Regions from separate parts of the Homo sapiens genome. Here region 2 is linked to region 1. Evidence: read pairs that join two places in POLR2A ChIA-PET (ENCODE). Cell type or tissue: MCF 10A. All regions are shown on one strand. Links, peaks and the distances in the headings refer to the core of each region. The heading gives the core; the rest is flanking DNA. Region 1 has its middle 190 kb from the start of SPP2. Region 2 holds the start of LOC105373933 (a long non-coding RNA gene).

Region 1 (11,878 bases), core at 1,312-9,311:
CCTTAGCCTCCTGAGTAGCTGAGACTATAGGCGCCTGCCACCATGACTGGCTAATTTTTTGTATTTTTAGTAGAGACAGAGTTTCAACATGCTGGCCAGGCTGGCCTTGAACTCCTGATCTCAGGTGATCCACCTGCCTCGGCCTCCCAAAGTGCTGGGATTACAGGCGTGAGCCACTGCACCTGGCCAGTTTTTGTTCTTATACCATCACTGCTAATGCCCCAGCACTTGGACCTCCTGCCATTTTTTACTAAAGGCAAGATTTTGGTGAATCCCATTGGAATTACTCCAGTTTCCCCCAGACCAGACATAGCTACTGTCCCCAGCCAAACAAACCTAATATTGGCGCTCAGGTTTCTCCATGCCTCTATCACACCAGGGTCTTTCTCTTCTGCAGCAGCGAAAACAGTCATCTTTGACACGTTGGCCAATGCTATCTCCATCCCTGAGATTTTGCCAACCCTACTGCAGTGCCCATATGGTGGGGATTTCCCCTCTCCTGTATGCTTTCGGTAGGGAGCTAAGCTGCAGAGATCGTTCCTGTATCTTGTGAGTTTCTTTACTCTCCTCCCAGAAGAAGCAAGGAAGACAACAGTGGATATGTTTTAGTGACACTTTGTATTCCTGATAAGAAGCTTTGAATAGCCCTCTCACAAGGGCAAGAAGAGGGTTAAGATAAAAATTCAGTTGTTTACATGGAAGCTGCAGATAAGTGCCCATCCTTCCTGATTAGCAGCTGGCGCAATGGGAATAAAGTGATTTTGATTTCCTCAAAAGATACAGCACTCAATGAAAAGGTACTTTTTTATTTTGAATTTTAAATAAATTCAGACAGAAAAGTTGCAAAAATAGTACAAAGAATTCCTGCATACCCTTCAATATATTTGATTTTATTTATCATTCTCTCTCTCTGCCAAAAGTTGAATCATTGATTGATCACTTAGTTATACTACTTCCTGCCAGGTTGCTCCAATGTAAAGTTATCATTTTTTTGTTTTGGAATTAATAAGTACATTGTGGAGAGACACTCTGAGGCCATGTGAGTGTCTGTTTTTCATTATACTTTGTCACCTACTAGTTTTAGCATTCCCTGATGATTCCTGCCTGCAATAATTGCTATTCTAGTTGTTGCTAAATGATGATTTTCTAATTCCATCATTTCTTCTGCATACATTGATTGAAATTCTGTTCCAGGGAAGAGCTTGCTCTTGTTTTCCCTTCCTTCTCACTTAATTCATTAATCATGGATTTATATATTCTTATTTTATTCAATGCGTTATAACCCATTACTATCATTTTTTGATGCTCATGTTGTTTCAGATCTGGCAAGTGTGATCCCCTTAAATCAGTTTTCTGTGCCCTTTGACATGCACTGATAATTCTTTGAGCACTTCCTTACTTTCTGGTAAACTGCAAGTTTCAGGCTCACATGTATTTTCCCAGACCCAATCTTGGAATCAAACACTTCTCCAAAGAGCCCTGGTTCCTTCAGGTAGAGAATGGTATCTAGAAACCAAGCTCTAGACTCTAGGTGTGCTCATTGCTACTGGGATGCCATTGCTTCTAGGCCCCCAGTGGATACAGCTAAAAAATAAGTATATGTATTTGTGTGTATCTATTTGTGCATATGTGCATACATACCTCCAGAAACACACACACACACACACACACACACACACTTTTTTTAACCTAAAACTATGAGTTCATAACCAGTCCTAACCACAAAGTTAATTCTCTCCTTCTCTTTTTACATATTTGTTACTTGCATCTCCAATGGTGAGAAACATGACTCTCAATATCCATAGTATATTTATTTATTTGCTTAATTCCAGAATACGTTAAGTTGTTTCAGAATTGCTAACTGCTAACCCTTACCACTGTGCAAAACAAATATATTAATCAGAGTTCAATAATTATGTATAGTTACTTTTGCCTTTAGCCTGAGAATATATTACCAAGATTATGTAGTTAGTTTGTTTTTCCCTCTACTTCAATGTGATTGCTTTTCATTTGAAATACCATTTGGTTTGTTTCTATTTGTATTTCATTTTCTATTTTTTTATTCCCAATCTTGCTTATTTTATTTATTTATTTTTAGCATGTGAAAGATCACATGATTCTAAACATTAAAACTAGACACAAAGTTGTATTGAGAAAGAGATGCCTCTTTACCCCATCCCCTTGGGTCTATTCCCTTTCCCCCATCCTTTATACCCTGTTCCAACCCACTCCATGTACGTAACCAGTTTCACTAGGCTGTGGTTTATCTGTTATGCATGGCCTTTTGCATTAATGAGCATATGCAAGTATTTCTTATAATTCCTTCTTTCTTAAACAAAACATAGCATACTATAATCTCTCGCACTTTACTCTTTCACTTAAAAACATTTCCTGGGAAACACTCCATGTCAATTCATAGAGGCTTTCCTTATTTATTTATTTATTTATTTTTTTAGATGAAGCCTCGCTCTTGTCACCCGGGCTGGAGTGCAGTGGTGTGATCTCAGATCTTGGCTCACTGCAACCTCTGCCTCCCCAATTCAAGCAATTGTCCTGCCTTAGCCTCCCAAGTAGCCGGGATTACAGGCTCCAGCCACCACGCCCAGCTAATTTTTGTATTTTTTTTTTTTTTTGAGACAGAGTCTCGCTCTGTTGTCCAGGCTGGAGTGCAGTGGCACGATCTCGGCTCACTGCAAGCTCTGCCTCCTGGGTTCATGCCATTCTCCTGCCTCAGCCTCCTGAGTAGCTGAGACTACAGGTGCCCGCCACCACGCCCAGCTAATTTTTTTATATTTTTAGTAGAGATGGGGTTTCACCGTGTTAGCCAGGATGGTCTCGATCTCCTGACCTCTTAATCTGCCCACCTTGGCCCCCCAAAGTGTTGGGATTACAGGCGTGAGCCACTGGGCGCCTGGCCTAATTTTTGTATTTTTAGTGGAGACGGGGTTTCACCATGTTGGCCAGGCTGGTCTCGAACCCCTGACCTCAGGCGATCCACCCACCTCAGCCTCCCAAAGTGCTGGGATTACAGGCGTGAGCCACTGTGCCTGACCAAGGCTTGCCTTATTCTTTTTCCAGATGCAGAGTCCTCCATTGTGTGGATGTATCACTGTTTATTCAACCGCACAGGTCTAAGGTTGTGGGCAATTTTCAGTTCCAGAGCAAAGCTCTATCCTTGCCTCCTCCCCAGTAGTCTAGCCTTCCAGCCATAGGAAAACTCCTTCTCCCACCAACCCAGTCCAATCCCAGCCATGTGGGGTGGATACAGATCATCTGGGATGATCTCACCCTGGCTTCCCTATATCCTGAGCAGTTTTGATCAATGGGTGTGTTAGTCATCTACTGCTGCATAAAAATTACTCCAAAACTTAATGCCATAAAACAACAGGCACTTATTAGCTCACACAATTTCGGAGGGTCACACATCTGGGAGCAGCTCAGCTTCTAGATTAGGTGGTTCTGACTCAGGGTCTTGGCAGTCCAGCCATTACTTCTGAAGACTGACGGGGACTGAAGGTTCCACTTCCAAGCTCACATACATGGCTGTGGCAGGAGGATTCCATTTCTTGCTGTATGGATGGACTTCTCCACAGTTCTCATGCTACCACTTCCCCCAGAGTAAGTGATTCAGGAGACAGCAAGAGTGCACACCCAAGGTAGAGGCTCCAGCATCCTTATAACCTAATCTCAGAAATGCCATCCCATGGCCGAGCACAGTGGCTCACACCTGTAATCCCAGCACTTTGTGAGGCCGAGGCGGGTGGATCCCCTGAGGTCAGGAGTTCAAGACCAGCCTGGCCAATATGGTGAAACCCCATCTCTACTAAAACTACAAAAATTAGCGGGGCGTTGTGGCGTGTGCCTGTAATCCCAGCTACCCAGGAGGCTGAGGCAGGAGAATTGCTGGAACTCGGGAGGCAGAGGCTGCCGTGAGCCGAGATCATGCCACTGCACTCCAGCCTGAGTGACAGAGCAAGACTCTGTCTCAAAAAAATAAATAAATAAATAAGTAAAAAAAAGAAAGAAATGCCATCCCATGACTTTTGCCGTATCCTATTCATTTGAGGTGAGTCACTAAGTCCACCCACACCTGAGGAAAAGTGAATGAAGCTCCATCTCTTGAAGAAGAAGTAGGAAGAATTTTTGGACACATTTTAAAAATCACCAGGTTGGGTTATCAAACAGACCTTTTCAGGTGTATGAAAATACTGTCAGGTGAACTCCTAACGTAGGAGCTTGCATTACATCTTAGAATGAAAGATTTCTGTAGAATAAAAACTGCTCCTTAGAGCTGTGCCAGCCGCAGAGTGGGCTGGCTACTTACTCATCCTCCCTGATCCCCTCTGGCTGCTCATTAACATGGTACAGGTGGGCCCCTGACAAAGCGGAACTAATGAATTGTTTCAATGCAAAGGGAAGCATGTATGAGAAAGCTGGAAAGGGGGCAGAAATGGTTCATTGCTTCAGGGAACATAATGAATTAACTCCTCATCCACAGTGATTCATCGCCCGGTCACAGCCTCACTGATCTGGAAAGGAATTCAGGTCTCCTAACCGTCTAGAAAATGAGACTTTTTGGATGAGGGTCAACCCCCACAGGGTCACAGCTGTCCTGAAAAGTTTGAAAAGTAGTTTAGAGCATTTTATAGCAGGTCTCAGAGTTTTGACGTGGATTACGAAGTAGCTCACGTGTTTTTTTTTTTTTTTTAAAATGAGGATACTAAAATACAAATATTCCTATCTTCGAATGCCTTCTTGCCAAATTGATTCTTTCCTGTTCATTGCAGTGTGCTGTGAAAGATTTAATCTTATCACCCTCATCAGGAGTGATAATAAAAACTCATGGTTTTATTAGAATGCACACTGTGAGATGTAATATCCAGGCTTGTAGTTGTTATAGGAAGTTAAATAGGGTTAATAAAAAGAGTAGGGTTTACATGAAGTATGCCTTGGGGTTGCTGTGGAACAGTGTTTCCCAAAGTACGTTCCATAGAACACAAGTCCCATGAGCTACTCCACGGATAGAAAACTGCATGGCAAAATAGAGATATAAAAACACTGCATAAAACACTGCATTTCTTCACTTATAAATTCATCATCTACATTATATATTAAGGCATATGGGAACTCCTGCAGCACAATATTCTCTCACCTCCTCTCCCCCTCCTCATTATTACTTAACTTGGCTTAACCCAATGTTTTGCAGACACCTTTGCCCGTGGAACAAGTGGGACTTTACATTTTCTAAAAAATACATACATGTATATATGTGTGTGTGTGTGTGTGTGTGTATTTATATATATATAAATACACACACATAATTTCTAGCTAATTTATATTATTGTCAAATAACATATTCTATAAGACGTTCTGTGTGTTTTTTAAGTTTTGAATTTTTTTTATGGTCTACTACATATTTTTGTAAATACTCCATTTGTGTGAAAGAAGAATGTGTATTTTCCCATTGTTGCAAGCTGGTACCTGAATATCTGTCAAATTGAATTTGTTAAATAGTATTGGACAGATCTTCTATACCTATACTAATGTTTTTGTCTGTTTGGCCTATCAATAATTGAAAAAGGTATATTGAAATCTTCTACCCTGGCAAAGAATATGTCAATTTCCCCCTGTAGTTTAAGCAATTTTTGCTTTATATATTTTGAAACCATTTAAGATCATACAAATTTAAAATTGTTACATCAATATGTAGTAACCATTCTTATCCCGAATAATTTATTTTATCTGGTATTTTCATAGCTGTGTGAGCTTTCTTTAATATTTGCCTATTATCTTTGATTCTTTTACTTTTAACTTCCAGTGTCTTCATGTTTTAGATGTGGCTCGTTTAAATAGTAGATATTTTTTCCTCAATCAAAACTGATACTCTGTATTTTGAGTAGAAAGTTTAGTTTATTTTTATCTATTGTAATTATTATATACTAAGTCTCCTTTTTTATCTCATCTTACATTGTGGTTTCTATTTACCCTGCTAATTCTCTGATTTTTTCTTTTTTCTTTTTTTTTTTGAATAAGTTGATTTGTTCTTGCTCTTCTTCTACTACTGTAATTATTATCATTCCATTTTCTCTTCTACTAGTTTTTTTCCCAGTGGAGAGTGTCCAGTTTCTTGGGGTTTTGAACAAAGAATCGGACAAAATGCACTAAGAAAACAAGGACAGAATGAAGCAACAGAAGCAGAGATGTATTGAAAATGAAAGCACACTCCACAGGGTGGGAGCGGCCCTGAGCAAGTAGTTCAAGGGCACTGGTTACAGAATTTTCTGGGGTTTAAATACCCTTCTAGAGGTTTCCCACTGATAACTTGGTATAAGCCCTATGTAAACAAAGAGGATGAAGTGCAGACACAAAATTATTTACTTGGTGTACACCCTATGCAAATGAAGAGGATGTTTCCTGTCATAGCTGAAGCAAAGCTATAAAGTTATTTACTTGGGCTTAGAAGGTTTGTTTTTTTCTGTTTAATTTAGTTCTAGGAAGTCCTTAGTTTCCCTGCCTCCAGACCCTATTTCCTGCCTTAGTTTGAAAGTTATACTCTTATTTATTTATTTTTGATTGTTACATCTGGAATTCAGGCTTACTGAACCTCATCTCTAAAGTTAATCAGTATCTTGACCACTCCTGAACAGTTGTTCAACCTCCAGACTTATCTGCTCTTGCATCCCAGCATTTGCTCTTCACTAAAATTATTATTATTATTTTACATGTACTTTAAAAAATGCACCCAGTTCTTTGAAAGTTACTTGACTCCCTATGTCTTCAAAATCAGACCTTCTTTCTGGGATCATTTCCTCTTTCTGGGAAACATACCTAGGAGTCCTTTTGTTTAAAGTCTCTTTAGCGGTAAAACGATTTTTGTTTGTCAAATTATCTCCAATTTGCCATTGCTTTTAAACCTTAGTTCGCTGGGTTGACAATCCTAAATTAGCCCTTTTAGGTATTGTTTTATTCTCTCTGGTTTTCATTGCAGCTAATAGCAAGCCTATTTTAAATCTAATTTTCACTTGTAGGTGATCTATTTCTTCCCTTTGGCTATTTTAAAGATCTTTTTATTTTTGTTGGATTTTCTGTAATTTCATCATAATCTAACGTGTGGATTAAAAAAAATTAAGCAACTTGGGATTCATTGTGTTTTCTGTAACTAAGAATTCATGTTCTTATCAGTTCTGGAAAGTTCTGAACCATGATCTTTTCAAATATTTCTCCTCTTTCATTCTCTGGGATTCTGAGAAGATGCACGTTATGCTTTTTCACTTTCCACTTTCTTTTTCTTCACTTCTTTTCCATATTTTCTCTCTCCTCTTTCTCTGTGCTATTGGCTAATTTCTTCAAATTTGCTTTTCTGTTCTTTCTTCAACTGTATTTAATCATCTACTTATAACTCATCTACGGAGTTTTCTATTTCATTAAATAATTTTCATTTGTAAAACTTGACAATTATCTTTAAAAAATTCCTGAAATTTCTGACTGTCTCTCATTTTCTGGTCATTTAAAAAAGTTAATTATTATTATTTATTTTTATTTTTTGACACATTAAAATTATATATTTAAGGTGTAAAATGTGATGTTTTTGTATACATATACATTGTGAAATGATTACCACAATGAACATATCCATTACTTCATCTTTGTGTGTGTGTATTTGTGTGTGTGTGTGTGTGTGTGTGTGTGTGGTGAGAACAGTGTCAGATCTACTCTCAGCAAACCTCAAGTATACAATACATTGCTATTAACTACAGTTATCATGTTGTGCATTAGATGTCCAGAATCTATTCAACTTATGACTGAAAGTTTGTACCAAAATCCACCTCCTGTCCTGTCTCCTCCACCCTCTATTTCTGGTTATTTTTAATCTAGCTTTTATTTCTCCAAATAAAAATGGTGATTTTTTAGTCCACGTATAATTCCCATCATTAAGAAACTTGGGGAATTCTGTTGTTTGCTGCTGACTCTCACTCATAGCAGCCTACTTCTTTGCATGTTTTGTAATTAATTTTGAATTCCTGTTAATCTGCATGTAATATGAGGCAATCCCAAAGCTGTCTGCTGAGGCTTTTGTCCACAGAGGATTTGCTTCTGCTGGGAGCTAGGGGCATCACCAATCTGGGCCTGCCTCGTTTGCTCCCCACTTTTCAGGCTCATGGCAAGCTTCCCTTCCCCCACCTTGCAAAATGAGTTTCACTGAAGAGAAGCTGAAAACATGGAAAAAAAAAAAAAAAGACACAGCTGGTCTTTGAACAAAGTTACCCAGAGCATTCATTGCTTATTCGTGGGTTTTCCAAGACTTTGCGGGACCTGGTGCTCAGGATGACTTTGAGTCTTGGCTAAGGCAGCATGAAGAGTGCATTACTGATTTCCTGAGAAAGCCACACTTGCAGGATGAGACTAAAAGGAAAAAAAAAATCCCGTCTGTATGGTAAAACAATACACACAGAAGCATTCTTTATACATGATGGCATATAAATTGATGACTCACAAACTACTTTTCTCCGGCAACATAACTGAAAGAAGCCAATATCCAGAGGAAAGTCTCAATAGTTTCAAGGTTGATTTTTGTATAACGTTCAACTTAACATTATCTAACCACACAAGAGGATCTCAAAAACGTATTATAAATTATTTTAATAGAGGAGAAATTATGCCCAATGAATATTTAAACCTAATAATATTAGATCTAACAATATGACAAGAAATGGAATAATCTTATGTAATCTTTGTGTATACTGAGTAGCTTGATAAAAAAGGATCTTTTTTTTCTATTGGAATAATGGATGCCATCATTAGTAGAAATGAAAATTTTAATAACTTTAATTTTTTAGTTATCATTGAAATCAAGAGTGAGTTTCTTAATGAGTAAAGCCCAGGACATAGTACTGGCAAAACGAGGTCTGTGTTGGCTGGTCAAGACCTGTGTTCTCATCTCAGCTCTGCCACAGACTTCTTGCAGGGCTTAGGGAAGTCACTTCTGTTCTCTGGGTTCATGTGTGTACAAATATGACGAGAGTCTCTAGGACTTTTCCCAGCACTAGAATTCCAATTTTTTTTTTTTTTGAGATGGAGTCTTGCTCTGTTGCCCAGGCTGGAGTGCAGTGTCATGATCTTGGCTGACTGCAACCTCTGCCTCCCAGGTTCAAGTAATTCTCCTGCCTCAGCCTCCCGAGTAGCTGGGGTTACAGGTGCTCACCACCATGCCCGGCTAATTTGTGTATTTTTATTAGAGATGGGGTTTCACCGTGTTGGCCAGGCTGGTCTCGAACTCCTGACCTCAGGTGATCCACCTGCCTCGGCCTCCCAAAGTGCTGGGATTCCAGGCATGAGCCACCACACCCGGCCAGAATTCCAAGATTTTTATGGTAAATATAAAATTCCATCTATCGTTGCATATTATTAAATCAATTGTTCAAAACATCTAAAAAACTGCATTTCTTTAAACTGGCTTTGGAAAAAATATTAGCAGTTTTAACACAGCACAGTTATACGTGTGGCAGATAGTACTGATGTCTATCCAATACAGATTTGCCTTTTCTTCCACTCCAACAGATTTTATTCAGAAAGGCAATGTGCTTGTTTGTCATTGTCCCCTTTTTGCAGCCGAGAGTGTCTGTGTGACTCACTTCTGGCCATGGGGTATGATATGGTTTGCCTCTGTATCCCCATCCAAGTCTCATGTTGACTTGTAATCCCCACTGTTGGAGGTGAGGCCTGATGGGAGGTGCCTGGATCATGGTGAGAGGTGACAGCGTGCTGACAGCCCTCGCTCTCGGCACCTCCTCGGCCTCAGTGCCCACTCTGGCCGCGCTTGTGGAGCCCTTCAGCCCGCTGCTGCACTGTGGGAGCCCCTCTCCGGGCTGGCCGAGGCCAGAGCCAGCTCCCTCTGCTTGCAGGGAGTTGTGGAGGGAGAGGCGCGGGCAGAAACTGGGGCTGCGTGTGGCACTGGCAGACCAGCACGAGTTCTGGGTGGCCGTGGGCTCTGCGGGCCCTGCACTCTGAGCGGCCCACTGGCGCTGCCGGCCGGGCAGTGAGGGGCGTAGCACCCGGGCCCGGCAGCTGCAGAGGGTGTGCCGGGTCCCCCAGCAGTGCCAGCCCGCTGGCGCTGTGCTGGAATTCTCGCCGGGCTTCAGCTGCCTCCCCATGGGGCAGGGCTAGGGCCCTGCAGCCCACTATGCCTGAGCCTCCCCCACTCCGTGGGCTCCTGCGCTGCCCGAGCCTCCCCGACGAGCACCGCCCCCTCCTCCTCTGCGGCCTCCGGTCCCCTCGACCGCCCAAGGGCTGAGAAGTGCAGGAGCATGGGCGGGACTGGTGGGCAGCTCCGCCTGCGGTCCTGGTGCGGGATCCCCGAGGTGAAGCCAGCTGGACTCCTGAGTCTAGTGGGGACTTGGAGAACTTTTATGTCTAGCTAGAGGAATGTAAACACACCAACCAGTACCCTGTGTCTAGCTCAAGGTTTGTAAACGCACCAGTCAGTGCTCTGTGTCTAGCTCATCTAGTGGGGACTTGGAGAACTTTTGTGTCTAGCCAAAGGTTTGTAAAGGCACCAATCAGTACCCTGTCAAAATGGACCAATCAGCGCTCTGTAAAATGGACCAATCAGCGCTCTGTAAAATGGACCAATCAGCAGGATGTGGGTGGGGTCGGATTAGGGAATAAATGCGGGCTGCCGGAACCAGCTGTGGCAACCCAGTGGGGTCTTGTTCCACAGTGTGGAAGCTGTGATTTTTTTGGCTCTTTGCCATGAATCTTCCTGCTGGTCACTCTTTGGGTCCCCACTGCCCTTATTAGCTGTAACACTCACCGGGAAGGTCTGCAGGTTCACTCCTGAGGCCAGCGAGACCAGAAACCCACCAGGAACCCACCAGAAGGAAGAAACTCTGAATATGTCCGAACATCAGAAGGAACAAATTCTGGACACACCATCTCTGAGACCCGTAACACTCACCGCGAAGGTCCGCGGCTTCATTCTTGAAGTCAGTGAGACCAAGAACCCACCAATTCCAGACACAATGGGAGTGTTTCTCATGGTCTAGCACCATCCCCCTAGTGCTGTCTTGTGATAGAATTCCCGCGAGATCTGGTTGTTTAAAAGTGTGTGACACCTTCCTCTTCGCTCTCTTCCTCCTGCTCCTGCCAGGTAAGAGATGCTTGCTTGTCCTTCACCTTCCACCATGATTGTAAGTTGCCAGAGGCCTCCCCAGAAGCAGAAGCCTGTATAGCCTGCAGAACCATGAGTCAATTAAACCTCTTTTCTTTATAAATTACCTAGTCTCAGGTATGCCTTTATAGCAATGCAAGGACGGACTAATACAGGGTATAAGCAAAAGACCTTGGGGAAGGCTTACCTGGGGTAATAAACTAAGCTTTGCCCTCAACCCTACCTTTCACCCCATCTGGAACGGAGATACCATATCCTGGAAGGCACAGCAGCCATCTTGTGGTCATGAGACAGAAAGGCACAAGCTAAAAATAAAGATGGCAAAGCAGAAAAATAAATGTAGCCCGGATCCCTGAAGATTTTGAGGAGCCATTGAGTAATATTTTATTTATGGCAAGAAGTAATGGCTAGGAGGAAATCAGTACTCTCCTGGTAATTAAATAAATAATCTCAAAATACTTTCTAGTATATAACCCTTCTTGGGCCTTTTTCCAAGGAAATAATCCTTATCATAAAGTTTATGCATAAATATGCTTATTACAAAACTGTTAGCAAATTATTGAAAATAAAATGTTCAGTAATATGTAAACAGATCATCCATCCATGTCTTCTGACTCTGGAATCAGTAAAGTTCTCCTCCCTGGTGCCAAGTTCTTGGTCAATTGCTCTAAGAAACTGTCCCCTGCAATGGACTTTTTTCGCCCTCTCTAG
Region 2 (11,878 bases), core at 2,016-10,015, 62 kb after region 1:
ACTCAGCTCTTCATCTGCTCTGTAACTGCTTCTTCCTCAAGGGCCACTGCTTGGCCACCTACCTCACCGGCTGACATGGCCGAGGACGGTTGAATGTCAGGAGGGCCTCTGCTTTACAGAGCTGGGATTCCCTGGGACACTCTGAAGTCCTGTCCTGTCACCAAGACACTCCCTGGGCCACTCTGAAGTCCTGTCCTGTCACCAAGACACTCAATTTCTCAGCAGCAAAAGCCCCTGCCTGTTGTTGAAGACTCATTTCTTCATTCAGTACTTATTAATTCGAACATTTAATCAGCATATATTTATAAAGTACCTAATGAATAGGAAGTTCTGTAGAAACAGAAATTAGCTGTAAAAGGTAAATAGAAAATCCATCCAGCTACAAATGAAGAAAGCCTGCTCCTGACAGCCACTGTACTAACAATTCTAGGAAAAGGGGTGTTTCTCACTAGAAGTCAAAGAAATGCAAATTGAAATAACGATGAGTTGACATTTTCGTTTGTCAACCATTAAAATAAAGTTATAAAACTCAATGCCAGTGAAGGTATGATAAGTTAGGCTAGCAATTTCTATTCACTGTGGGAGACCAGGTATCAATTCTGGTGTGGCAGGCTAACTCAGTAAGATATTAATTTGTATTTTGCTCCCTCTGTATTTTTTTCTTTCTCCTTCAAATAAGGTAGCCAGACTGTATTGGTGTGTCACAAATTACCACCAAAACAGCCACATAAGACAAAACCCATATATTAGCTCACAGATTTGTTGGTCAGAAGCCCAGGTAGGGCTCAGCTCTGTTCTCTGCTCAGGGTTGTACAAGACTGAGTTCAGGGCCGGGCGAGGTGGCTCACGCCTGTAATCCCAGCACTTTGGGAGGCTGAGGTGGGTGGATCACGAGGTCAGGAGATAAAGACCATCCTGGCTAACATGGTGAAACCTTGTATCTACTAAAAATACAAAAAAATTAGCCGGGTGTGGTGGCGGGTGCCTGTAATCCCAGCTACTCGGGAGGCTGAGGCAGGAGAATGGTGTGAACCTGGGAGGCTGAGCTTGCCTCACTGAGCTTGCAGTGAGCTGAGACCACGCCACTGCACTTCAGCCTGGGCAAGGAGTGAGACTCTGTTTCAAAAAAAAAAAAAAAAAAAAAAAAGACTGAGATCAGGGTGTCTGCCATCTTCAACTCACACATGCGGCCCTGGGAGAGAATCTACTTCCAAGCTCATTAAGGTTCTTGGCAGAACTTCCTTCCTTGTGCTGCAGGACTGAGGCCCCTGTTTCCCTGAGGACTGTCAGCCAGGGGCCACCCTCAGCTCCTAGAGGCTGCCGTTTCCTTGTCCTGTGACCCCTCAGTCTCCAAAGCCAGCATTTGATGTCCCTCGACTGAAGTCAAGGCACATGAGGGGTTTATGATCTAAACCCAAAATATTGTGTCAGCACGGAGGCCCTGACTGGGCCCTGCTGAGAGCTGGAGCTATCATTGAACCCCTGTCTCCAAGATGGTCCCAGTCTTCTGTAAGGGTGCAACTGATATTGGGTCAGCCCAATTGTTGAAAGTAAATAAAATAATGTAATGAAATAAATAGTAACACAGCTTTGGCATGATATTTGCACAGTGTTTTTGTGGCAGTAGGTGAGTGACATGCTGACTTTCCTACGGCTAAAAGCAGTGTAGCCTGGCCCTAAATCGCTTGACCTAGATATGAAGCTGGTGAAGACAGCAGCAAGAGGATTTTTAGAAACATGAAGGTGAGGGATGGTTGTTGTTTCTTTGTCCCTCTGCCTATCTCTTGAAGGTTAGTGCCATTTGTCTCTCAGCTTCTCCTACACACACACACACACACACAACACACACCCCATTACACTAACAGAAAGGCAAAGATGGCAACTTGCCTGGCAACCTTTGAAAGGTTTCTGGTGCCTGCTTTAAAACCTGAAAGCCCCGTGCAAGCAAAGCAGAAGTGCAGCAGTTTTAATGTGCTGTGGCCAGAGATGCTAAACTCACATCACCAAGATGTGGAGATGCGGAGAAAAGGGAAGGTCTGGAGGCTGCGTCCCTTGCAGAAGGACAGGACCCAGCTGTCAAGGCAATTAGGCTAAAGGACTGCACCTCCTCACTTCTGCCGGAGAGAAAGGACCAAGCTGTCCACCGGATGCTGGCATCAGGCTCTGGTTCCCAGCAAATGTCACAGCAAGAAAATGGGGGTATTTTGATTTTGGACTTTGGCAACCCCCCTCCTGAGAGCATAGTGCCTTAACATCTACTTCTGCGTCAGCCCTCTGCTTAGGGGTCCTGCTTCTGGTTCTCTCTTTGCTTCTGCTCCATTCGGCACACCCCTACACCCATCTGCCCACCCCCTCAGATGTATGCATGCACACACTCACACGTACACATGCACTAAGTCAGACAGTCACCATGGGAAAACCCATAGACATGTACATGCACATACTTACACACACATGGTCACACACCGGCAGACACACTCAGATGCATGCACATACTTACACATAGTCACACACCTGCAGACACATGCATACACATACACGTATACACACTCATATAAACATAAACACACACCCTCAAACACAAAGACACTCGTGCTCACATAGGCACACATGTACTCAAATGGATACACTTGCACACAACTTCTTGGCAGAAATTCCAGCTCACAATGTCCTGCCAGCCATACGGGTGGATTTTCTTTCCAATTCTTCTTTGACCCTCCCTCTGTTTTCCTTTGAAGTCAGGTAATTATAGTTCTTAAGAAGTAAAAATTGCCAAACAGCCATAGCAACAGAGGCCTGGCAAGGAAGGACAGCTCCAGCTCTCAGCAGGGCCCAGCCGGGGCCTCCGTGCTGACACAATATTTTGGGTTTAGATCATAAACCCCTCATGTGCCTTCGTTTTCTTTCCTTACACTCCTTTTCCCTCAAAAGCACCTTTTCTTTACCTGCCAGATTCTTTGATTGTCTTTGTGGTGCTGAAAGCCGAGTGAGTCCCACTTCCCGTGGCTGCACAGACGCCGTGGGCTCAGAAGCCCTGCAGGCTGGTAGCCAGACTCCCTTCCCCAGGCACGAACTCAGCACATCTCCTGCACAGCCGCCTTCTGTCGGGGGTGACATCTCTGCCCCCTAGGTTTCCCACAGCGTCTGGATGCAGTCCACAGCTCCGGTGGCACCAGTTTGGGTCCTGGCTTTTAACCTCCCTCTTGCTGGAAGGGGTCAGAGGGGACAGAAGTTATCCTCAGTGCTCTAGCTGAATCCTACTTCACTTGGAAAGAGAAATTTAAACAATTGCGGGTGGTTTTATACAAAATGTTTCTTTATAAACACAAGAATGGGCTGGGTGCCACGGCTCACGCCTGTAATCCCAGCACTTTGGGAGGCTGAGGCAAACAGATCACTTGAGGTCAGGAGTTCAAGACCAGCTTGGACCACGTGGCAAAACCCCACCTCCACTAAAAATACAAACATTAGCCAGGCGTGGTGGTGGGTGCCTGTAAGCCCAGCTACTTGGGAGGCTGAGGCAGGAGAACTGCCTGAACCTGGGACTCAGGGTTTGCAATGAGCTGAGACTGTACCACCGCATTCCAGTCTGGGTGACACAGCAAGACTCCATCTCAAAAAACAAAACAACAAACCACAGGCAAGAGTGAAGTCAGGGAAGCACCCATGTCCTTAGGCAAGTCTAGCACAGGTTTGCAAGAGTAGTAAATTGGGTGTCCCTATGAAGCCAATCCTTGCAGGGACCAAGCGCCCCAGAGGCTGGTTTCTCTAATGCCTGTGATTTGGGGGGCCTGGTACATTATTGTGCATTTTGCAGAGGCAGCTATCACGTGATGAGGAGGTGGCACTAGGGAGAGGTGCACACACCAGGGACCAAGTCTTTCCTTCCAGGGACTCATCCAGGCTGTGCATGACTGACCTGCCTCCCACTGTCATATGGCTTTGGTACAAAGCCACTCACAAACAAACCTCCCTTGCCTCCCTGGCACCTCTTCCCTCTCATTTCAGAGCCCCTGAATCCCTACTCAGTAAGACAGCTGGTCTAGTTTAACGCTCACTATTTCAAATCTTATTCCATCCAAGCACCCCAGGACTGAGCGGGGCCAGTGTGTGCTGGGATCTGGCCCCCACCCCCCCTGGCTCCTTCATGCAGGCACCAGGCTGGCTGGTGGAGGTGAATGCACCCAGAGCCTCCAAGCCCTCTTCCAGCAGATCCTATCACTAGGCACCACTGCTCTGTCCTCACCCTCATCATGGGCACGGCTGCTTGTAACCTGGGAATAAACCACCTAAACATCTCCTTATTAAAAATCCTAAAATTCCCTAGCTTGAAACTCACGACTCCCAATTAACCTAGTCTAGTAATGGGTGCCTCCCAGATGTCTATTTTAAGAGTGATCTCTGGGGCCCGAACCAGACAGGCAGGTGAGGTGCCCAGAACACAGAATCTAAAGATATTGTATCAACGTCAGTATCCTGACCATGCTATTGTACTGTAGCGTTGCTAGAGTTTCATTGGGGGAACTGAGTAACAGGTGCATAGGGTCTCACTGTATTTCTTAGAACTTTTTATGAATCTACAATGACCTCAAAAAAGTTTAATAAAAATTAAAAAGCAGCCATAGGCACAAAGTGTTGCTTTGCATATTGTGGTAAGCCTGCATTGCATTTATCTTTCTGTTTTGGATTTTCTTTATCTCATCTCCTTAGATGAGTGATCTTGCGTTTTCCCAAGTTGTGACCTGGGGTTCCCTGAGGAGGTTGATTCTAGTAATTGCCCACTGGTTATGCCTGCTCCAAACACAGGTAACAGGCACCCTAATGTGGTTTTCTGTTCAAAGTCTCCCTAGCTCCCCTCTATCAGGTATGGAGTCTGAAAAGCTTTTCTGGGTCATTTGTTCCTTCAGCAAACATGGACTGAGCACTGATGTGTGGTCACTCATGGTGTTAAACCTTCAGGGCTGGATGGCTGGCTTTTTTTTTTTTTTTTTGACAGAGTCTTGCTCTGTCGCCCAGGCTGGAGTGCAGTGGCGCAATCTTGGCTCACTGCAAGCTCCGCCTCCCAGGTTAACACCATTCTCCTGCCTCAGCCTCCTGAGTAGCTGGGACTACAGGGGCCAGCCACCACGCCCGGCTAATTTTTTGTATTTTTAGTAGAGATGGGGTTTCACTGTGTTAGCCAGGACGTTCTTGATCTCCTGACCTCATGATCCGCCTGCCTCGGCCTCCCAAAGTGCTGAGATTACAGGTGTGAGCCACCGTGCCGGGCCAACGGCTGGCTTTTTAATACTTACCTTATAGCCATTTTTAAACTGAGAAGCTTAAACTGAACATATAATCAAATTTTGTGTTAAAGAAGTGAGATTTTAGCAGCATTTTTGAGTTTTGAAGTCCAAAACCATCTCAAGGCATAGGAGCCCTAGCCTCAACTGAAGTTGAATTTTTGTAGGGATTGTTAATTGCCATTTGTACCTAATCCTGTATGTGTGTGTGTGTGTATGTGTATATATATATATATGAAATATGATCTGTCACTATGTGACACAAGTTGCATATTTGGGACTGCAGTAAGGGCTTGGTGGGCTGGGGGAATAGTGTGGATTTTTTTTTTTTTTTTTTGAGATGAAGTCTTGCTCTTGTCGCCCAGAGTGGAGTGCAGTGACGCGATCTCGGCTCACTGCAACCTCCACCTCCCAGGTTCAAGCGATTCTCCTGCCTCAGCCTCCTGAGTAGCTGGGATTACAGGGGTCTGCCACCATGCCCGGATAATTTTTGTACTTTTAGTAGAGATGGGGTTTTGCCAATAGTATGGATATTTAATGACTACTTGTTTTTTAATTAATGAACACTTAGCCTTTCTATGTGCATAATGGTGTAAAGGTTAGATGGGTAGGCGTTTGACAAACAGATGCTTGCCATTCAGTTACAGACTGGGGAAATAGCTCAGTATTTGGGATTGAAACTGTAAAGACTGGATAGGTTTTAGTCATCACTCTCTTTTGTCTGGTGGGGATTTAATAAATACTTTCAAGCTTCTGGTTTGGGAATTTAGAGAGTTTTGATTTTGGATTTGTAAATAGTTGATTGCTAAATTTGGTCAGATTTCTCCCGACTGGCTGTTCCTCAATTCTTAGGATATGTCCCAGTAAAATTGCACTTTGTGAATTAATTGTTATATGCGTAATTGTTGCATTTTGGATATACCTAATTTGATAATTTTTTTAAAATTCCATTTAAGGTATCTATTTGCAGGTCAGAAAGTAAGAAAATGTAATTGTGTAATCCTCTGAAATGTAAAAAAAAAAAAAAAACAAAACAAACAAAAAACCTTCGGGGCTGGAATACAAAGGCATGAATCATGAACCCTCTGCTCAAGGAGTCAGGGCAGATGGGAGCTAAACAGGCATTCAGAAGGCTTATTATCTTGTTAACACTCGGTGACAACTCCTACCATAGAGGTAAGCACATGGTGGCCTGCCTGGAAGGCGACCCAGGCTGATTCTTTAAGGAAAGGGTAAACAGTATTTGCCCTGCCTCTGCTGAATCAGCTTCACATTCCTGCTCCCCAGCAGGCATGTTCGACACAATGGCGAGTCCCTCCCTTCCCCAGTGCCACACATGGGATGAACCAGTGTCACTTAGCATTAAATATTGCATAACTGATGTGCTCTGTTTTGGGATTAGACATATTCTGTGCCAGAAATAATACAACTGAGAATAATTGCTAAAAGGGACCAAGATAAGAACCTACACTTAGGAAAGAACTAGAGAGAGCTAGGAAATACTAGGAATGTCACAAAACACAAAAGGGTTTTGATTTTGATTATCTTGTCCCATTACTCAGAGGGGCAATCCTTGCAGTGTTTCCATATCCCTCTACACAGTTTCCAACCTGTGCCCACCAAATTAAAGCAACAACAAAAACCCTCCAAATTTCTTAAATCCATGCTGCATTCTTGTGTCTGACTACAATACTGGTAGAGATGGGAAGGGTTTCTTGGTGCATTTAAGGAAAACTTTGTTTCAGACACCCCATATACCACCAAAGCCATCACTGCTAGGCTGGTGATGGTTTAGATCTCTAGATCAGTGGTTCTCAAACTTGAACATTCCTTAGTATCCCCTGGAGGGCTTGTGAAAACATAGACTGTTGGGCACACTATCCCCAGAATTTCTGATTTGGTAGCTGTGGGGTGGAGGCCAGGTAAACAGGTGATGCTGATGTGGATGCCCTGGGGACACTCTTTGAGAACCACTGCCATAGGCAATTTCTAAGGGCATGGGTGATCCGCCTTTTACAATCTCTCTGATGCCTCATGCAGTCAGGACAGACATGTGGATGTGAAAAGGATAGGGGCCAGCAGGATTCCTAAATGCACTCATTAACACATGGTGCATTCCTTACTATGATGTTCCTGCCTCAGTCAGTCGCTGTTAGGAATTTTACTAACCACGAGAAGAGCCAGAGGACAGGAAAAAGAATCTAAGCTGGTCATCAGGTGACCAAGGTTTTGGTCAGGACTCGTCTACTTGCTTGGTGGTTGATTTCAGGGAAGTAACCTACATTATCTGTTACTGTTTGGTCTTCTCAGTGGAAAGTTCTCTCATCACATTAGGCTCTTAATATGACAAAAAGAAACTTAGGAAAGCAGTTTTTAAAAAGCAAAGTTTATTCTTGTTTTGTTTCTGTTTGGCTGCTTATCATACAGCAGAACAGACTACTGAAAACTGGACATTCAAAGCCTGAATTTCAAGACCTCACACTTGACACTTCCATGAAAGCAGGCAAAAGACTCAGGTGCAGGCAAGGAAAGGGGCTTCCACTGGTAGACAAGACCTTCATGCTTAGCCTTTGGTAACAAATGTCCAACAAGGAATGGCAGGTGATTTGGATGGTGGTAGGAGCGTAACAAAGAGGAATCTCAGAGCAGGGCATGTGTAAAGTTCCAGGCAGGGAGCAGCAGTGCTATTTCTCAGGACTCAGCAAGTCCTAGCTTGCAGGAGTGGTTTCAGGACAGGAGTCTCATCCCCGGATATTATGAGCCCCTCCTACCCATTTCAAATCACCTCCTAGGCTGGGTGCCAGATATTAACTAGACGGCTTCCACGAAGCAAGCTTGGATCAATGCTGGGTTTGCACCAAAGAAGGAATCCTTTAATCCCTCCCCTTCTTTTTTAGAGACAGGGTCTCACTACATTGCCCAGGCTGGTCTTGAACTCCTGGCCTTAAGTGATCCTCCCACCTCAGCCTTCTGAGTAGCTGGCATTACAGGTGTGAGTCGTTGCACCCAGCTGAATCCCCTCTGACTGAGAAAAGAACTGGCGCCAAGCTGAGCCTGAACTTGCTAATGGTATGAGTCAAGGAGTGTGCCCAATTAAGTTAATGGGCTCATCCATTGCCATGTGGACTATACAGTACCTGCTACCCCAAAGAGGCAGAGTCTGTTTTCCCACCTTGGGGGTGGCCTTGATCGTGAGACTTGCTTCGTCTAATAGAATGAGATAACAGTGACCGAGCACTACTAGTTTTGAACCTAGGTCTCGAGAGACCTTAATGCTTTTTTTTTTTTTTTTTTTTTTTTTTTTTTTTCTGTTTTGATCTTCTGCCATGGCCATGAGAAGGACATGCCCAGACTAGGTCACTGGTCCTGTGAGGAGGATGAGAGCTGTGTGGGGCAGAGCTGCCTCAGCTAAATTCTACCAGCCAAGCCCAGGCTAGAGCAGTGACCCCAGATGATCCCCCAAATGCACGAATGAACCCAGCTGAGGTCAGTCAAGTTCAGTACAGCTCAGCAGCCAACCCTCAGCTGATCCACTGACACATAAGCCACAATAATAAGTGCTCATTGTCTTAAGGTACTGAGTTTGGGATAATTTGTTACACAGCAAGAGGTAACTGATACAAGTGGCTACTATGTTAAGCTTGGGGATACCAACATGAATTAACACTAAATATCCACCTGCAAGTAACTTACAATGTAATGAGGAAGCAACAGTTACAATAAGGTAAGTGATATATGCTACTAGAGTTAGGGTTAGAGTTAGAGAACTTGAGAGGAACTTAACGGGTGCTATAAAAAAGGAACTCAATAGGTGCCATTCGGGTTCAGAGAAACAAGGCACAAACTCTGCCTTGGAGGTTAGCAAAGCCTGAGAATGAGAGTCTTGTCTACCAGTGGAGGCTCCCTTTCATTGCCTGCTTCTCAGGCAGAAAGGAAGTTTTCTCCAAAATAACACATGTGCCAAGCAAGGTGTGGACAAATAACCAGACAGCTCTGAGCATGCCCTGCATCGAACACTAGACCAATTGCTTATGGTTGGAAACAATTGAGATCAGACCCAAGGTTTGACTCACATAGGAACAAGTTAACTTCCTGGGATCCAGGGCAACAGAATCCACCTTCACCTCCAGTGGGCCATCTTGCGAAGGAAAGCTGTTGGACTCTAAAGGTGCAGTGGGGTCGGTCCATATCCATGGCCAATCCTGAGTGAGGGCCTTGCTGATGTGGAGAACCCCAGCTTAGTCACTGAGCAGGCATCTCCTTGTCCAAATACCAAGGACAGACACCGCAGGCCACCGACCACTGTAACAGCAAAATAAATTTGTTCCAGGGAAAATGCTAAACATGTGACTGATTTTTTTCCTGTAGTTCTTAAAAAAAAAAAATTCCCTGTGCATCTTGATGATGCATCATTTGTAAGATGCTTTGTTTGCCTACAGTGGTGTCTGGTGGAGGACTAGGGATGGACACTCTAATTCAGAAAGTAAAGAAAAGTAATTGACAGCTTTCCTTCTGTAATTTTGTTTGAGTTCATAAAATAGAGAATTGCTGTAAGCCTAAAAGCAACTGATGGCTGACACCAAAATCGAAACATGGATATGCTCAGCCTGACATCTTAGGAAGCCGCCAACGATACTGTGTGCAAGCCCATCACCCAGCATCTCCCTGGGTATCCCAGGCTTCTTAACCAGAGGAACTTGCACAGAGAAACCAAATTGTGGATGGTTACAGCCATGTGAGTAGGGCTGATCTATCTTTACCTGACAACTGCACATGCAAGGTTAGCCCTTGTTCTGAAGAGCAGATTCTTCTCTGAAATCTGATGCTCTTTGTCTGGACTTTTCAGAAGGAGAGAGAGCATAATGCTTAATTTTATAAGTGACTGATTTGAACTGTGTAACGTCTAGAGATATTTCTCAGAGGTTTACTATCGGTCACAAAAAATATAACATGACTCAGAGAAGAACTGATTTCCCTTTTTTGAAAAGTAGAGAAGCCACAGGGCAAACAAATGAGGCAGCTTCCCCTGGCTCATGCGGAAAGATTGACGTCAATCTCCAAGTAGCTGAGACAGCTCACGCTTGCTTGGGCTCATGAGGAAGAAGTGGAAATCTCTGTGCCACAAAACCCAAAGGCATAATGTCAAAACCCCATCTGTAAGCAGGAGAGAGCTTCAAGGCTGGATGGGCCATGGTCTGATTACAGAGCCAGTTTCACAAAAGACATGGGGTTTACAGCATCACAGGGAGAAAGAGGAGATCGTCAGTTAAATGAAAGAGAACAGTGGATAAAATGACTCTTTTAAGTGTGCTGCCTTTCAGTTCACTGGCTCACAATTTAATGGCAAATAACCAGAAAAATGCCACAAGTCGTCCTTGCTATGAAGTCTCCAAACTCTAGCTAGGTTTAATGGTGCAACATCTGCATATTTGTATTAGTCTGTTTTCATGCTGCTGATAAAGATATACCTGAGAGTGAGCAATTTACAAAAGAAAGAGGTTTAATTGGACTTATAGTTCCACATGGGTGGGGAGGCCTCACAATCATGGCGGAAGGCAAGGAAAAGCAAGTCACGTCTTACGTGGATGGCAGCAGGCAAAGAAAGAGAATTTGTGCAGGGAAACTCCCATTTTTAAAACCATCAGATCTCATGAGACTCATTCACCATCATGAGAACAGCTCAGGAAAGACCGCCCCCCACCCCCATAGTTCGATCACCTCCCCTTATGGGAATTGTGGGAGTTACAGTCAAGATGAGATTTGGGTGGGGACACAGCCAAACCATATAAATATTCCAGCTGCCACTTTGCAGAGTAAATGGTGAGAAGTGATTGGAATCTGGATATAGAGTGCAGGTCAAGCTGACAAATTTTGTATATGGTTTACATGTAGAGCATGAGAGAAAAGAGAAGGCAAGGATTACACCAAGGCCATGACCTGAACAGCTCTTGCCTCGGTGCCTCCAGGTGTGTGGGATGTGTTTGCTTTCTGCTTCTACCTTTCTGGTGCTACTATCAACTTTTTGTCCAGGAACCCCTTGTCTATGGAGTTGTGCCTTCCAGTGGTGTAGACCATCTGCTTCTTCTTCCCAAACCAGGAAACCGAAATGCCACAAAACAGCGCATGCCCTTACTGCGTGTGAAGTCCTTCGGCATTTTATCTTCTCTTCCATTAGTTGTATTTTTTAAAAAGTTTCTCAAAATCCACTACACAGATTCTCTATCCTCTATCGAGTCATGACCCACAATTTTGAAAATCACTCTTTCAGACAACACTGTATGAGAATATTTTTCCTGCTTGAAGCCAAGGGAGAAATAACACTGCTTCTATCCCCAGGCACACTCTAAAGGACACTGGAGAAAGGGGACAGAACCAGCAGCAGGTGCCCACACGTCAGGAAACACTCATCCGCTGAAACAGCTGAGCTTGCCTGGAGATTTGCAAGCAATATATCCAGGAACAACTCCTGGGCTTTTCTCCTGCTGAGCTCCCAGGATCACTCCCTTAGACTCAAATTGTCACCCCCAACTCGCTGTGGTGGCTGCATGGTCCAGATGGCGCTGCACCAACCACTCCTCTGGGGCTGGGACTCTAGG

Evidence for each region. ChIA-PET counts read pairs that join two places held together with the same protein. Peaks named below come from ENCODE experiments on the same cell type or tissue, not always from the same donor. Only the 100,000 strongest peaks of a DNase experiment are listed, where the experiment ranks them.
Region 2: POLR2A ChIA-PET joins it to region 1 with 10 read pairs; 6 of 35 experiments call an interaction of 5 or more read pairs at or near these places.

Annotation. Positions count from the first base shown.
Region 1 is chr2:234,237,762-234,249,639 of GRCh38, forward strand. No RefSeq gene overlaps it. Among named protein-coding and RNA genes, the nearest start is that of SPP2, 190 kb to the left of the region's middle. In MCF 10A, for the core only: no CTCF peak of the experiment used is centred there; DNase peaks (open chromatin) are centred at 4,500 and 8,390.
Region 2 is chr2:234,298,651-234,310,528 of GRCh38, forward strand. It overlaps LOC105373933 (a long non-coding RNA gene), which reads right to left and starts at 3,224. Exons shown (of 4, transcript XR_007088124.1): 1 at 2,946-3,224. RefSeq lists an enhancer at 10,393-10,532. In MCF 10A, for the core only: no CTCF peak of the experiment used is centred there; DNase peaks (open chromatin) are centred at 6,391 and 8,011.